2 separate regions of the Mus musculus genome follow, and region 1 is linked to region 2. The links are chromatin contacts, found by POLR2A ChIA-PET in ENCODE. All regions are on one chromosome and are shown on one strand. Each heading gives the region's core, a stretch centred on a gene start or an enhancer-like site at or near the end of the contact. The rest is flanking DNA. Distances are from core to core; before and after follow the strand shown.

The links. ChIA-PET counts read pairs that join two places held with the same protein, here RNA polymerase II (POLR2A).
Region 1: POLR2A ChIA-PET joins it to region 2 with 15 read pairs in Patski. The contact joins the promoter of Nub1 here to the promoter of Abcf2 in region 2. POLR2A ChIA-PET finds 5 or more read pairs at or near these places in 3 of 5 experiments (Patski and embryonic stem cell).

Annotation. Positions count from the first base shown.
Region 1 is chr5:24,684,431-24,687,152 of GRCm38, forward strand. It overlaps Nub1 (negative regulator of ubiquitin-like proteins 1), which reads left to right and starts at 1,385. Exons shown (of 15, transcript NM_016736.3): 1 at 1,385-1,592.
Region 2 is chr5:24,575,902-24,578,766 of GRCm38, forward strand. It overlaps Abcf2 (ATP-binding cassette, sub-family F (GCN20), member 2), which reads right to left and starts at 1,566. Exons shown (of 14, transcript NM_013853.2): 1 at 1,446-1,566; 2 at 618-826. The coding sequence starts at 786.

The DNA of each region.
Region 1 (2,722 bases), core at 135-2,634, 110 kb after region 2:
TGTTTCTTTGTTTTTTGAGACAGGGTTTCTCTATATAGTCGTGATTGTGCTGGAACTAATCAATTTCCTTAGAGTGGAAACAGTTATCTACAGATACAGTTTTCTTGGGTTTACAGTCACTTTCTTTTGTTTGGTTCTGAAAGCTTTGTCAGTTTGGAGGGCATAACAAACAACTTGCAAATCTGATCCTTATCATAATAACAATTTGTTTAGTTCCTGATTCACAGTGAGGCCAGGCATTTTTGGACTGACTAAGCAGGCCTGCTCTGGGTTCTCCAGTACGTGTGTGGGAAGCGGGTGTTGAATGATGGATCTAGCTTCACTGGCAGGCTGGCAATTGGCAAACTCCTCGCTGGGGTTCCTGGTTGCTTAGGCTCCTGCAGGCTTGCTCAGGCCTCCTCTCACAGTCTGCAGCAAGATGGGGCTCAACACCAGAGCATTGTTTCTTTTCTCATAGTATTTAAAAAAAAAAAGGCCTTTTTTTTTTTTTTTTTTTTTGGTTTTTGGTTTTTGGTCTTTTTGAGACAGGGTTTCTCTGTTTAGCCCTGGCTTTCCGGAACTCACTCTGTAGACCAGGCTGGCCTCGAGCTCAGAAATCCCCCGCCTCTGCCTTCCAAGTGCTGGAATTAAAGGCGTGCGCCACCACTGCCCGGCGTCTTCATTTTTTTATGCCCGTTTGGATTGTTCCCTTACATAGACATAAGGGCACATGCATTTTTCACAGCGCTGAGCAAAGCAGATGTCTCTATCTACTGTACTCATGGTGGGAGTAGCCGCTGGAGGGAGGCATGGGTAGCGTACCTAACTTCACCATGAGCGGGGATCCTGGTGGGATTGTGGAGGGTAGTGTGAGAATCCTTTAGTCTAGGGGATCCCCTAGGCCTAGTAGAGGGAAGACGAGAAAAGGTTCAGGAAAACAGGTCTTGCTCTGTCAAGGCTTTTGGGGAATAAATAAAGGCAGACTCATTTTCCTCTGACTCTGAAAAACTCGGTCTGGGAGTGGTCCGAAGACCTCGTGATTGAAGACTAGCATTGCCTCACTTCCATTCCTCACCACGCCTCTTCCCCCTGCACAGCAGACCCCCTCCCACCGCTTTTGACCAGTTTTAGCCTTGCCTTTCCACCTAACAGCTCCACCTACAGTCGGCCCTTGCCTCCATCTTCCTCCTCGCCCGGTCCCACATCCGCTCCACCGCAAACTACCAGCCCCGCCCACAGATCGCCTGACCCTCAGCGCGGCCCTCGCCCCAACCACTTTGTCTCTCTTCCCCCTTACACGTCAGCCCCGCCCTAGCTACACTCTCCCTATTTCCATCTACTCTGTTGTCCCGCCCCATATCAGCCCCGCCCATTAAATACTAGCCCCGCCCACAGCCGCGTTTTCAGGGCTTCCTTCCGTTCGATGCTTCAGATCGCCCTTCAAGCCCCTTGGCCCCACCCTTCCATGCAGCTCCGGTCCTCGACCGGCCTTCCGGACAGCGCGAGGGGGCGGAGCCGGGGGCGGGGCCGGCCTCACCCGGAATGAAAACAAACGGCGGCCTTTGCCGCATCCGGGCACTCGGCAGGTCGCAGCTGGCTCGGCAGTGGCGCAGGTGAGACGGCTGCGGCAGCGACCGGGCCTTGGGCCTGGGCCTGGTAGCGCGGCCGGGGCGGCCGTGGGCTCGGTGGGCAGGAGCGGCCAGGCGGACGCGGCGAGGCGGGCTGGGGCGGAAGCGGGAGGGGGTCGCGGCGGGGCGGAGGGGAAGGGATGGACACCAGCCAGCAGCTTGAGTTTGGATGAGCTGACTGCCGGGGCTGACAGCGGAACGCGGGGTGTGAGAACGCAAGCTTTCTGGACCCACACTTGTCCTCGCCTCCTTCCCTTGCTTTTAAATAGGAGGCCCTAATGGCATGTCATTTCCCCGAGAGGGAACGTGTTGAATGTGCGTAAGGTTGTATGCAATCTCGATTGATCTACAAGTGAAAGTGGTATTTTCAACATTGATGCCTAAGGTTTCACTTTCGGTTCAGAGCGCTGATCTTGATGATTTACGTGTTTTCTGCGTTGGAACGCCCAGCAACACACATGAAACAGTTCTCCAATTAAAATTGAAAACTGGGCTGTTAGATTTTCTTCCTTTTGACCTAACACATGTCATTCTGGTACCTGTAACTGGATTTTCATAGGTTTGAATACAGTGGTTTAATTTAATTAATTAATTTTTTTGAGATGGTGACTCACTATGTAGCTCTGGTTGTCCTGGAATTCGCTAAAGGCGAGCAAAACTATAATCAAGCCGGTGGTTTAATTTTGTTCAACATTAAATCTTTATGTTAATCTGGGCATGGCATACCTTTAGCCCCAGCATTTAGGAGGCAGAGATGATCAGGTGATCTCTGTGAGTTCAAGTCCAGCCTGGTCTACATAGTAAGTTCCAGGACAGAGCTGAGTAGTGAGACTCTGTCATGGTTTTAAAAAAAACAAAACAAAAACAAAAAAACTTAGTCGGGCGTGGTGGCGCACGCCTTTAATCCCAGCACTTGGAAGGCAGAGGCGGGGGATTTCCGAGTTCGAGGCCAGCCTGGTCTACAAAGTGAGTTCCAGGACAGCCAGGGCTATACAGAGAAACCCTGTCTCAAAAAACCTAAATAAATAAATAAATAAATATTACGTGATGCAGACCTAGCAACAGTGTGGAGCACAGATGAAGGGTTGTGATAGCCTTGGCTTCTTTTATCAGAC
Region 2 (2,865 bases), core at 316-2,815:
CACATTACTCATTGGTATAATCACTATCCCTGTGACATTAAGAGTACCATATGAGCCAGGGATGGTGGCTCACACCTTTAATCCCGGCAGCTAGGAGGCAGGGGCAGGTGGATCTCTCTATGATTTCAAGCAAGTCTAGTCTACAGAGTTCCAGGACAGCCAGGGTTACACAGAGAAACCCTTCTATCTCCAAACATCTGCCTCCCCCCCCAGAAAAGACAGCACCATATGGTAGAGCCTGTATACTCACCACCATAGGTAGGAAGAAAAACAGGAAATAGTACAAGTTGCCTTCCCTTTTATTGTCTACTGCAGCACCAACCAAGGTAGATCAAAAACTCCCATCTGTGTTTGCCACTTGAATTCAGTTTCCTTCATCAGTAACAAGTTTTAACTCTATGGGTGTGGGTGTCACCAAAAAGTTTCATGGCATATAAAGACATGTGTCTGTGGGTGCTTTACTCTGTTTAAAAAGATGGGGATGTGAGGACAGCCTGGCCTCAAACCTTCATCTTTTTACCTTAGCCTCCCAAATGCTGGAATTAAAGGCCTATGCATCTGCATCCAGATTCTGATCTTGGCTTCGAAAACCAGCTCAGGAAACTCACCCAACCTACCTCCATCTCCTGTGGTCTCTCTGCCATTGGCCTCCTCGATTTTCTCTTCTGCCACCTGAGGTTCTGTGACAGCATCTCCATTTTCTTCATGTCCCTTTCTGGGTCGCTGTCGGGCTTTGGCAGCCTCCTTCTTTTTGGCTGCCTTCTTCTTGGCCAGGTCGGAAGGCATGGTGATGAGCCACAGGGGTAGTTACAGTCCTTTCAGGAGTCTGAAGAAAAGCAAACAGATACTCCAAAATTCTAAACTTACAGGTAAGAATGTCTGAGTGCTATCCCATCCCTCCTTGGAATTTTCCTATCAAGCCTGTGGTGCCCAACTCTTGTCCCCGCCAACTTTGTCCGGGCTTCTCACACTCTCTCGACCGCTCCTCCAGCCTCATCTCCTCCCTTGGGGTTCGCGCGCCAATCCCCACCGCCGGCTTCACTCGGATGCGCTCTTCCCCCAGGGCCTTAGTGAGGGACCGCTCTGCCCCTCGTCTCCAGTTTCCGAACTTGGCGCTCGCGCACCTCTGCCAGCCGCCTCCTTTTCGGTTCTTCGCCAGGAGTTCGTCCCGGACCTCCCTTCCGTCCCTCTCATCCACCCCACCGACTGCGGCGCGGTTTCTCTCCCGGAACCACGAGTCCTCCCCAGCGGGTCCCTAAGGGTCTCTGCGCTCGCTGCCCCTAACCTCCCCCACACCCCGCTCGCCGGCGTCTCTGCCTGGGCCAGTTCTTTTCCCTTTCGGCCCTTTCCATTCCGACCCTGAGCTCCCTTCCGCTTCTCCTCCCGCTTCCTGCTCACGGGTCCACACTCTCCTCCCCTCCGGCGCCCCTTCCCCCTCAACTCACGGGGCCTCGCCGCTCGGCCTCTGTCGCAACAGAGCTGCTCCTTGAGCTCCTCCGCGTGCGGCCGGCTCCCCAACCAATCACGGCCCCGGGCGGCCCTTGGCGCGCTGCCGCGAGGGCTTCTGGAAAATGTAGTTCTCAAATCGTAAGAACTTAGGGCGGGACTCTCCTCCGGAACTACCACGATTCCCAGGTGTTGCGCCGTTCTAGTGACGGCATCAGAACGCGCGATGATTCTGGTTGGGGGAGGATTAGAGTCCAAGAGGCCCGTCCTACCAAGCCGGTTTGAAGAACTGAAAACTGCAAATCCCAGATTGCTCCTCGGAGAGGTGGGCTGGTCTCCCAAAGGATACCCCACCCCTAGCAGATAAATTTACCAGGCTGCTCTACTGGTTTAACCAGCAGGAAGTGCGACTAAGCTTCCCGGCCAGCGTCCTAAGAGTGCGAGACCAAACAATGAGAGAAGAGAGTTAGAAGGTGGAGGGGAAAGAAGAGCGAGTTGCTGCTGGGCAGGTGGCTCTGAAAGTGAGGTAACCCTTTGTAGACCACGCCAACAGAACTCTGTTCGAGAAAGGCATCCTCGTCTCATGGAACCGAAATTGAGAGCCTCGTCCATCGCTAACGAAACTTTTTGAAAGTGCCAGACGCTGTGCTGAACCTTGGTATCTTAGTCAAGAGTTTCTGGGTTCCACCAGAGCCATGCGAATGTGGTGGAAAAATCTAAAGTATAGGACCACTTTGCTGAGTTTAGCTCTATGGACACTTAGTTGTGACTTGTTTCATTTCCTTTGAGTCTCACTGTCTAAAATCTAAAGCAGACTTAGTGTTAGGAACATTATAAACTAGATCTGTAGCCTCATACACAAAACAACTCTACGACCCTTGCTTGCTACCTGTCCAGGGTCCTGTCCACTGGTGTGTCATCACTGATGACACAGAAGGAAGCAAACTTAGTGCCCCTGAGTGCATTCTCAGAAAGTGACCCCCTTTTCCTCTAAGGTCACCATGTTGCCAAGCTAAATAGAAATTAGGCGTGAAGATCATTGAGGGTGGACATCACAAGTAGCTTCAGAGCCTGCCCCCTGTGTCTTTGGCAGCACACTAATTTTAAGATGAAAACGGGCTAAAGAGATGGCTCAGCAGTTAAGAGCACTGACTGCTCTACTAGAGATCCTGAGTTCAATTCCCAGCAACCACATGGTGGCTCACAACCATCTGTAATGAGATCTGATGCCCTCTTCTGGTGTGTCTGAAGACAGCTACAGTGTACTCATACACATAGATAAATAAATGAAAGAAAAGGGAGGAAGGTAAAAGGAGGCTTTGTAACACACACACACACACACAGCTTTAAAAAAAAAAAAAAAGAAAAAAGAAAAGAAAAAGGAAATCCAAATGGGCCTGCCAATCGCCTAAACAGGAA